Regions from separate parts of the Homo sapiens genome. Here region 1 is linked to region 2. A link is a contact called in ENCODE Hi-C or POLR2A ChIA-PET data. All regions are on one chromosome and are shown on one strand. Each heading gives the region's core, a stretch centred on a gene start or an enhancer-like site at or near the end of the contact. The rest is flanking DNA. Distances are from core to core; before and after follow the strand shown. Region 1 has its middle 94 kb from the start of C10orf126. Region 2 has its middle 160 kb from the start of LYZL1.

Region 1 (5,315 bases), core at 1,763-4,262, 190 kb after region 2:
GAGGCAGAGCTTGCAGTGGCCCGAGATCGCGCCACTGCACTGCAGCCTGGGCGACAGAGAGACACTCCGTCTCAAAAACAGAGCGAGAATCTGTCTTAAAAAAAAAAAAAGAAGAAGAAGAAGAAGAAGATAGAAAGAAAGACAAATTACAGACTTGGAGAAAATACTGCAAATCGCATATTTAACAGAGGGTTTATATCTAAAATAGAAAACAAGTTTTCAAAACTCAATATTTTAAAATATTCAGTTGGAAAATGGACAAAAGACATGCACAGATTTTTCACTGAGGAGGATATATAGATAGCAAATAGGCCTATGAAAACATGCTCAACATCATTAACCATTAGGGAAATGCAAATTAAAGTCACAATAATTGTCTCTATATACCTATTAAGATGGATAAAATAATAAATACAACACTCAGTGCTGGCAAGGATGTGGAGAAACTGGATTACTCGTACATTACTGATGAGACTGCAAATGGCACAACCACTTTGAAAATTGGTTTGCACTTTCTTTTGAAGCTAAAAATGGACTTACCATACAACCCAGCAATTGCATTACTGGGCATTTATCCCAGAAAAATAAAAACTTATTTTCATGAAAAACTTCTACAGGAAGATTTACAGCAGTTTTATTCATGCAAGTAAAAAACTAAAAACTACCTAAATGGCCTTCAATAGGTGAATGGTAGAACAAACTGTGATACTTCTATACTATGGAATACTACTCAGCAATAAGAAGGAATACACTATTGACTGATGCAACAAGTTGGATCAATTTCAAGGAAATTATGCTGAGTGAAAAAGCCAATCTCAAAAGAATACATACTGCATCGTCCCATTTATACAATAGTGAAATCATATAATTATAGAGATGAAGAATCAATTCATGTTTGCTGGGGGGTCAGGAATGGGGTTATTTGGAAAGGGAGTAAACATGACCATGAAAAGGAAGCATGAGAAAGCCTTGTGGTGATTATAGATCCTGTTTGTGACAGTAACTACACAAAGCTATACACATGATCAAATTACACAGAGCTACACACACACACATATACACACACACACACATAAATGCATGCAAAACTTTTGAAATTTGAATAAACTCTTCGGAATGTACCAATGCCAATTTCCTGATTTTGATATTATGCTGTGGTCTTGCAGGTTGTTAACGTTAGAAGATACTGGATGAAGAGGCACCAGAACTCCTTGTACATTTCTTTGCAACTTCCTTTGCAACTTCCTTTGAATCTATAATTATCACAAAATAAAAAGTTAAAAATAATAGTAAGTGCTGTTTACTTTTGGAGACCAAGGCAGGGGGTTCATTTGAAGCCAGGAGTTTGAGACCAGCCTGGACAACATAGTGAGACCTCATCTCTACAAAAAAACTTGTAATTAGCCAGGTGTAGTGTGGCATGGCTGTAGTCCCAGCTACTTGGGAGGCTGAGGTGGGAGGATCACTGGAGCCCAGGAGCCCGAGGCTGCGATGAGCTGTGATCACACCACTGCACTCCAGCCCAGGTACAGAGCAAGACCCTGTCTCTAAAACATATAAAAATAAATACATAGTAAGTGCTGTTTAAAATATTTACTTCAAAAAATACATATCCTTTTGCACTTATGTTCATTATTTTTATCCATAATTTTCCAGAAAAAAAGTTTGTGTGTAAGATAAAAACAGGAAATAAAAGCACACTAAAAAGGAAGATATTTTGAAATTATCTGAATGATTTTGAAATTATCTGGTGATAAGTGTACCCTTGCTACACTTATCAATCAATCACTCAATCTAGAATAATTGATCTGGGCCATGAGCAATTTTTAAAAACATAAAAATAAAAAACTCTTCAAGATATTTCATGGCTCCTTCTCCCCCCTGGCTGGATTTTAAGGACAGGACAAACTGCTGTTGAGAGAAGTACGATTTGAATTTAAAGAAACATGGACCAGTGTCTTCGGAGCAAACAGGAGAAAAGTAAGAAAGACCTCAACTCAGCCATCTGAAATGAACTGTTTATGAGGACAACAACCAGCTCTTCGGGCCTACTTTATATAAAACCCAGATCAGATTCTATTGGGAGGAAAAGAAAAGGTGGGAGGAGGAAGAAGCTGAGAACATCTCCAGGAGTCAGAGCTCAGAAAACAGGAGAAATCTACAAATCAGGAAAACACAAAGAATAATTATGAGGAAAGCTGTGTCAAGCACCCAGGTACAAGTCATAACAACTGTTACTATCTTACCCGGTGCAATATTTTTCTTCCAGTCCGAGACAGAAATAAACATAAACTATTCTAGAAACCTGGATTATATTACCATGTAATTGTTTGCATAGAATTAAATGGCTTGGGAAACAGGAGAGCCCAGAACCTTGCTCCCTTTGTACTCACTGTCTTAAATAAATTGTCCTGTTTGCCAATTTGCTTTTCCACAAAGAGAGGCTCCATCCTGTCTCTGAATTTTTTTTCAAAAGCTTATTTCTGCGTTTTAAAATTCATTTTCAAGAATCTATTTAGCTGAGAGTAAAACCATTTAATGACTAAAGTTTTGAATCTAAGTAGATGAAATTATTTATGTAGATCATTAGAAATACATGAGTGGCCTCTCTCGTTTCCTGTCTAGGGAAAACTTATCGTTAAATACGCTTTTGCACGGTTACTGAAACTGAAGCAACACCCAGTTCAAATCGTCTGCAGACCTTAAATTATATTTCCAAAAGCAACAGCTCTTTTCTATGAACAATGGCAATACTTGTTATGGGTTTAAATAGGAATTCTTCATTTGGAATTTTTGAATATGGGGACATTCTGGGAAATGTCCAGAAAAAAAAAAAATCCCGCCAAGGGTTCAGCAAACAGTTGCATAACCCTCTTTTTATCTCGGGTGTTGACCCAGTCATTCATTCCATGTTTGCTGTGGTGAGTTCAGCAAAGCTGGTTGCCAAGACAACCATAATCCGTGAACAGAGCCGGCTCCATTGGTGGTCGGTTACAACACGCTTTGTCCCGTCGGGTGTCCTGTAACCGAATGAATGGAGAGACAGAAAACAAGCACCTTCAGTAAACATGACCTAATGAGAGCGGCGTCCTCCAACTGCCTGGGAGGCACCGGAAGAAACCTACCAGGAGCCAGGACTCTCACACGGACAGAGGCATCACCTCCCAAAAGAAGTCCGTGTCATAAAGGGTCCCTTGGTTGTGGGGTTTAATGACATGAAACTATTCTATTCACCTCCAGGGCTAAGGAAGTATCTTTTGATTTATTGCACTGTTCTAAACACTATGTAATTAGATGAGCTTGGAACTCTGCAAGGGGGGCAGTTTGTAGTGCAGATCCGTTTCCCACTGAAGTGCATGGAGGCTGCAGGAGCGGAGGTGAAGGGGATGGAGGTGAGTAAGAGAGGGGAGTTCCCCTGCGGGGCCTTCAGACTCCAGCTGGGATAAGGCGTGGTTGTGCTGGGCAGGGACCCTGCGCCTGTGCCCCGTCCTGCAGGCCAGCAAGTCGCCCTTCCTAGGAGGCAGTCTTCAGTCTACACTCTGCAAACAGCGCCCCCTGGAACCGTGCAACATGAGGGTCCTGGCACTTTCGTGTACGAGTGTTTCTGAAAGGTCAGAGCTCCGTGGCAATTGCAATCTTACTTAAATTATTTCTGCTTCTCCTTTTCGATTAATATCGATCGAGTGTGTTGTAATGTTCTGGGACACTTGTGAATTCTACTGTCATTAACGTGTGAATCCAGGTTGATAGCAACAAAGAGTCATGTATGAAATGCCTAACCAAGAGGCTTAGATTTCCATAATCACTTAATACTTGATTCCTTTAGGATTTAGTTTGCCAAATATATCTTTCCAGAGATAGCAGCAAGTCATTAATCTCATAATGAAAGATACTAACAGGAAGAACCCTGTTCAATATAAATGTATCTTTAGTGGTACTTTATTCAGCTCTGCTTAACTAAAGCAGTATTATGGGCTGTGTACTCATTTGGAGTTTTGTGCTCCGAATCACCTGAGAAACTTTTATTAGACATACAGATGCCCAGACCACATCACAGATCTGGAGTGGTGCCCAGATACTGGTATTTATATTAAGTTCTTTTGCTATTTCAGACACAGAGCTAAATTTAAGAGTCACTAATTTGTTTGATAAATCAGAATAACTCTTGCCTTTCCAAATTCACTAGATGAATATGGAGATCTAAATTTTCTCCCACATTAGCTGTATTAACCTGGCCTGAGATAGGATTTCACTGTCCTGAAGGAAGAAGAGGCGCATAGGGCTTTTTCAACCAACATTCGTTTAATTGCTTGTTTCTTATGAAGGGCATAAGGCTGTGAACTGATCATTTTAATTGGTAAACCCAGCAAGTGCAACTCCCTCAGGCAAAATATTAGGACCTAATACAGATTCAATAGGTGTGAGAGAGACGGAAATAGGTGTATCTATTTGAGGTTCTGGACTAAGAAGGAATAATTGTAGCATTTATCAAGTATTTACTATGTGCCAGGCACTGTTTCGGTGTTTTCTGCATAATATACGCACGTAACCCTTACAGTAACTTAGCCCTCACCATGTTACCGGTGGAGGATGTCCAGGTTCTTGGCATTTTGAACAAAGAATTGGACAAAACTCACAAAGCAAGGAAAGAATGAAGCAACAAAAGCAGAGATTTATTGAAGACGAAAGTACACTCCACAGAGAGGGAGCAACTGGAGCATAGGGGCTCAAGAGCCCAGTTACAGAATCTTCTGGGCTCCGAATACCCACTGGAGCTTTCCCGTTTGCCACTTGGTGTTCATCTCATGCAAATGAAGCAGTATCCCGCAATCAGTCTGATTGCAGTCTGGTTGCAGAAAGCAACCAATCAGAGGCTAAAGTGAAGTTACAAAGTTGCACTCCTATGCAAACAAAGACTTATCCCGCAATCAGAGGTACTTTCAATTTTCCATCTGCCGCGCAGAAAAGAGGGGGTTTGCTAAGGGAGAAGCCTCTGGTCCTTCTGTTACTTAAGCTTGGAAAGTTGGGGTTTTCCTTTCAATTTAGTTCTAAGAGGTCAGCTTGAGCTGGCCTTAGGTTCCCTGCCTCCAGAGCCTATTCTCCTGCCTCAACAACAACCTATGGTAACTTTATCATCATGTCCATTTCCCAGATACAGAAATGGAGGCACTCAAAGGTTCAGCACTTTGCCTAAAGTCACACAGCTAGTAAACAGCAGAGCTGGGAATGGGAGGTGGGAGAATCGTTCTGGAATCCTCTGTCAGCCACTGCACTCTACTGAGGCAGGTAGCATTGTGTTTGTCCTGAAAAATCAG
Region 2 (5,468 bases), core at 1,181-3,680:
CACATCCACAAAAGCCTTGCATGCACAAGCAAAATGACAGCCTTGGAAAGGAAAACACATCTAGGGTATGGCACACAGTAGACAGGTTCTTAGTGTTGGTTCTTTTCCGTAGCTACTATGAGCCCTACCCTGTACATGTCTTATGCCATTTCATACTCACAGCAGCAGGATGATAACTCTGGAGTCATAAAGAGCGATGTTTGTGTTCCAGATTTGCCACTTGGCATGCTGTGTGAATGCTGTGAGTGTCAGTTCTCATGCCTATAGAATAAGGAAATCATAAGGGTAAAATAAAATGATGCATGGAAAGCTCTTAGCACAGTATCTGGCACATAGTAAGTGCTCAATAAACATTAGTTAAAAGTGATGAGTTAAATATTATTGCCTCCACTTGAAACATGAGGCAACAGGGTTCAGAGAGTTCCAGTAGCTCATTCAAGTCCTACATACATAGTTAAGGAATGGGAGGAGGGGGACAGAACTTTGATTCAAGTCTCTGTGACTTTAAAACCCCGTGATGAATCTGCACTGTGTTTTGGGATCTGTTATCTGCTGATATCATAGCAAGGATAAGCTGTCTCTGTTATCTACCAACTGGAATAGAAAGTGCTTCCTATGGCCAGGCATGGTAGCTCATGCCTGTAATCCTAGTACCTTGGGAGGCTGAGGCAGGAGGATGACTTGAGCTCAGGAGTTCGAGACCAGCCTGGCCAACATGGTGAAACCCCGTCTCCACTAAAAATACAAAAAATTAGCCGGGTGTGGTGGTGAGCACCTGTAATCCCAGCTACTCAGGAGGCTGAGGCATGAGAACCACTCGAACCTGGGAGGTGGTGGTTGCAGTGAGCTAAGATTGTGCTTCTGCACTCCAGCCTGGGTGACAGAGTGAGGCTCCGTCTCAAAACAAACAAACAAACAAACAAACAAACAAACAAACAAACAGAAAGTGCTTCCTACAATGCAGTAAGAACCTAGGAATGGATATTGATTTCTACTTTATTCTCTTCTACTCCCTTTCCTAAGCTGACTTGCTGGAAACTCCATATTTTGACACTGCTTTTTGATGGGATCCCAGTTTGCCAGCTCAGAGAAAGCAAGGTTCAGCCTGAAGGTACTAAGGTCCAGGATGCTCTATGTTATGTTACACTCTTTCTCCTGTTTTCTTAGACTATTTAACAAGGCCAGTAAATTAAAAAAAAAAAAAAAAAGAGGAAAAAGAAAAAAGGGAAAAAAAAGTTAGCAAACTTAAGACAGAATTAGATTTCACAGCAGTCCCTGTGGACTTTTTTAAATCTAATTAATGGCATTCCTTGATTGGATAAAGACAAAACACTCGCCTGGAATATCCATAAAATGTCTTTTGGAAACAACAGTGGGATGGGTTTAAATATACAGGAGTCAGGAACATCCGGATTACATTTCCAGGGAATTACCTAGGAATTTTAAAACTTAGGGGAAGAGAGTCTTGGCAACTAGCATTCTGGGTTTCCTACAAAGCTTTCCAACCAATTAGACCCTGGGCCTTGCCTTGCGCAGAGATGGTTCATTAAACAGTGCCACCTAGCCCCAGGTGACGGCGTCAGAATGGTTCACAGTCACCATTTACTGTTCACAGCTTCATCCGTACTGCCAGTCAGTGTGAGCTGATGGGAAGAGGAAGAGGACGTTTGGGAGCCACACCCTCCCCTTGCTCTGAGAGGCAGCTCAGAGCTTCGTTAGACTTCAGTGAAGGACCACTTGTTCCCTGAAGGCATCTTTTGTTGATCTTGCTGTTCGGAGACAAAATTATCCTGGAACAGATTTTTTTCTATTTTTAGGTACATTGTTGATTGTGAAACTGGAGTCTCCAGTGATCTTTTCATAAACATGCCAGAGACGGTCTCAAGAGACAAACAGACTGATGTTCTTGCCCCGAGCAGTTTAGGGTGAGCTCAAAGGAATCTTGAGGAATCTGACATCTCGTGTTTCTGGGAGGAGAAGGGGACCGTGTAGAACTAACCTAGGAACCTATGGACTCTGTGGATATCCCTCTGGTTTTGTTATTTTCAGTTCTCCAGGAAAATTACGGGTGGCAGGAAGGACAAACTTTCTCAGCGTGAATGAAGAAAGCTGCAGACGAGGCCCCGGCTTCATGGCTCTCCTGAGCGTGAGTCCACGCTACAGGCTCTAAGTCTTCACTAGCCTCCTGCCTGCAGAGGCCCTTGTAGAAGTCCCAGTGGCTTGGCCGGCCACCTTGGCCCCACTGCTGAAAGGAGAAGGCAGATGAATGTGAAAGTCAAAATCAGATCCCTCCAACCCTCTAATTCATGTTCGTCTTCAAAATGTCTTTCATCTGCAGCTTCATTTATTCCATCGTGGCCCGGTCTGTTTGTTTTCATGATTCAGAGGAAGCAGCACAGAGCTTATCATCCACGCACAGGCAGAGCTGCACTGGCTCTGGGAGGAGGCCCCAACTGGGCTCCTGCTCTGCAGGGGCCCTGGCTTCGGGCCCAAGCCAATTGTGACCACTTTGTCTTCTTGGCAGTCCCCATGGGTTCAGACTCTGTTGTAATTTATGGGCAAAACTCCTACCTCCTGTCCACATCCTAAATCTCAAACTTGGTTTCTTCTCAACTCCAGATACAGGATAAGCAAACAAACCACCAAAAGACTCCAACCTGGAAAATTTCGGCCTTCATCCCACCATCCCAACATAGTGTGCATTAGAAGAAGGAGCTATGTTCCTCAATCCTGAAATCTTTTCTTTTTAGCAGTCACCCTTTGTGGGATTGTGTCCAGATACCCAGGACTGCATTTTGAGACCACAGCACTTTCTAGAGGAAAACTCCAGACTGCTACTAGATTCCTTGTTGTACTCCATGGCCAGCTTCTTTTGGAGATGAAGCATCTAAGCTTTAAGTCAAGTCTGCAAGTTTGAGCATGATTCAAATGTTGAATAAAACCTGGAGATGACAACTTTAATTATTAGGAGGATGCGTCACTTTTATATTATATTCAACAGTACTTAAATCCAATTACAACCACGCAGCTTACAGTACTTTTCTTCAAAGCTATTTCTGCAAGGTAGCAAATGAACCATCTTGTAACCGCATCAAAAGGAAGGTGAGGCCTTCCTACAGTCAGCTGAACCTTGGCCTGACTCTGACCTGTGCTTCATGGCCACCTAAGTATCTAGGACGTATGTACTTAGGTGGTTGTGTCCAATAGTCTGTCCTTGTGTGCAATTGTGATAAAACTTAATGACATCTTATACAATCTGTTTAATTACCTTCAAAGAGACAATGGTGTACCTGGCCAAGAATGGTACCACTTAGGAAGCGAACAAAGGCAGGGAAGGACAAAGAAAAGAGCACCTTTTCTAGCTGGGTGCACTGGTTCATGCCTGTAATCCCAGCACTTTGGGAGGCTGAGGCGGGTGGGTCACCTGAGGTCAGGAATTCTAGATCAGCCCGGCCAACAGGGTGAAATCCCATCTCTACTAAAAATACAAATATTAGCCAAGTGTGGTGGCACATGCCTGTAATCCCAGCTACTCAGGAGTCTGAGGCAGAAGAATCGTTTAACCCTGGGAGGTGGAGGTTGCAGTGAGCCCAGATCGCACCACTGCACTCCAGCCTAGGTGACAGAGCGAGACTCTGTCTGGAAAAAAAAAAAAAGAACACTTTTTCCAGAACAACTGGGGCAATTCTTCTCACCTTGCATAAGAGGACAAATTGCTGTTGGATGGAGGGTTTGGTGGAAGTGGGAGGTAGGATGTTAGCCCCATTTCTTTTTTTAGGATAAAGAGTAGGCAAGCAATATTTGACCACAGCAGGTAGTAGTGAAAGGGACATCAGCTTTCTTATTTTCATTCTACCGACTTTTGTTGACAATTATGGTCAGAGCAATCATTTTATACATGCATCACTATTGTACAGTAATCCATTCCCATGTCAATACTGGGGAATTCACATGTATTTTTTCCTTTTAAAGAGGTTTCAAAAAGTAATAAAATTAGAGAAATACTGATTTGCTGAGTATGATGCACCTGATTCTACCCTTAGAATATCCCACCTTAGGATGGGAGGAGGTCCTTATTTTTGCTCCCTGGGGGTGCACTGGGGACCTTTCCTTTGAACTGGGAAGAGAATTTAGTCAAATGGCCCCTAGTGGCCTGAAGGAATTACTGCAGTTTCCCTAAAATACACATCTTCATTATTGATCCCTGAATTCAACAGATTTCCAGTGTGTGTTTACTAAAGATAATGAACTTGTTACACAACAAAGAAAACAAATACACCTGGAATTAGTACGCTGCACTGACTTGCAGTATCACTAGGAGGAGCCCTTGCTTTTTGCTAACAGTTATAATGCCAATGGTTACAAGAATAACTTTGTGTTTTAAAAAATTAGGTAAAAATTGGCCTGATGCGGTGGCTCACGCCTGAAATCGTAGCACTCTGGGAGGCCGAGGCAGGTGGATCGCCTGAGCTCAGGAGTTCGAGACCAGCCTGGGCAACACGATGAAACTAAAAAAAAAAAAAAAAAAAAAAAATACAAAAAATTAGCCTCGCCCTACTCGGGAGGCTGAGACAGGAGAATTGCTATAACCCAGGAGGCAGAGGTTGCAGTGAGCTGAGATCATGCCACTGCACTCCAGCCTGGGCAACAGAGTGAGACTCCGTCTCTTAAAAAAAAATGTAAAAATTAATTTCTAACACTTATCAAAATAATAAATTTATATTCTTGCTTGTTTCAGAAAGATTTTAGGATCGTACAGGAATATGTAAATTACAAAAGAATATATAAAGGCAAAATAAAAACATAAGAAGAATGTAAATGAAAGCTCTGAATGAAGTTAATTCTCCAAAAGATAGTACGCTCTTCTGTTTCAGAAATTTCTGAGATTATGATTTTGCTACTCATCCAATGAGCTTATTGTCAGATTTGTCCAGAAATGAGGTGCACAACTATTAATATTATTCTCCACTGCGCTGTTAGAACACTTACTCTGTTAAATACATAGTAATGATCCTAAGTTTCATAGTGTCCACAAAACTCTATGGCATAGCTTAAATTAAAAAAACAGACAAACTATAACAACAAAACCCAATATGCCCCTAATTTCCTTCCTTCTGTTACAAACATATTAAGAATTCCCGGCCAGGAGTGTAGCTATCTGTAAGTATTTTGGGAGGCCAAAGTGGGAAGATTTTTTGAAGCTAAGAGTTTGAGAACAGCTTGGTCAATGTAGCCAGACTCTGTCTCTACAAAAAAAAAAAAACTTTTTAAATTTAACCGGGTATGGTGGTGCATACCTCTAGTCCCAGCTACTCAGGAGGCTAGGGCACGAGGATCACTTGAGCCCAGGAGTTCGAGGTTACAGTGAGCTATGATTCCACTACTGCACTCCAGCCTGGGCAACAGAGCAAAGCTGTCTCTTAAAAATAAATAAATAGAAATAAAATATAGAATTCCTTAGCTCACAC

The links. Hi-C counts contacts between places; a loop is a spot of excess contacts on that map. ChIA-PET counts read pairs that join two places held with the same protein, here RNA polymerase II (POLR2A). Pooled maps may share reads with other maps.
Region 1: a loop to region 2 is called in a map of HepG2, with 6 times the contacts of the local background. The contact joins two enhancer-like sites. A Hi-C loop is called at or near these places in 2 of 168 maps with a recorded cell type or tissue (Caco-2 and HepG2) and 1 of 50 pooled maps. POLR2A ChIA-PET finds 5 or more read pairs at or near these places in 2 of 52 experiments (Caco-2 and endothelial cell of umbilical vein).

What each region holds. Positions count from the first base shown.
Region 1 is chr10:28,937,673-28,942,987 of GRCh38, reverse strand. No RefSeq gene overlaps it. Among named protein-coding and RNA genes, the nearest start is that of C10orf126, 94 kb to the right of the region's middle. Within about 2 kb of position 3,012, at least 8 of the 41 ENCODE cell types and tissues checked have a DNase peak (open chromatin) inside an H3K27ac peak, as active enhancers do.
Region 2 is chr10:29,129,107-29,134,574 of GRCh38, reverse strand. No RefSeq gene overlaps it. Among named protein-coding and RNA genes, the nearest start is that of LYZL1, 160 kb to the left of the region's middle. Within about 2 kb of position 2,430, at least 5 of the 41 ENCODE cell types and tissues checked have a DNase peak (open chromatin) inside an H3K27ac peak, as active enhancers do.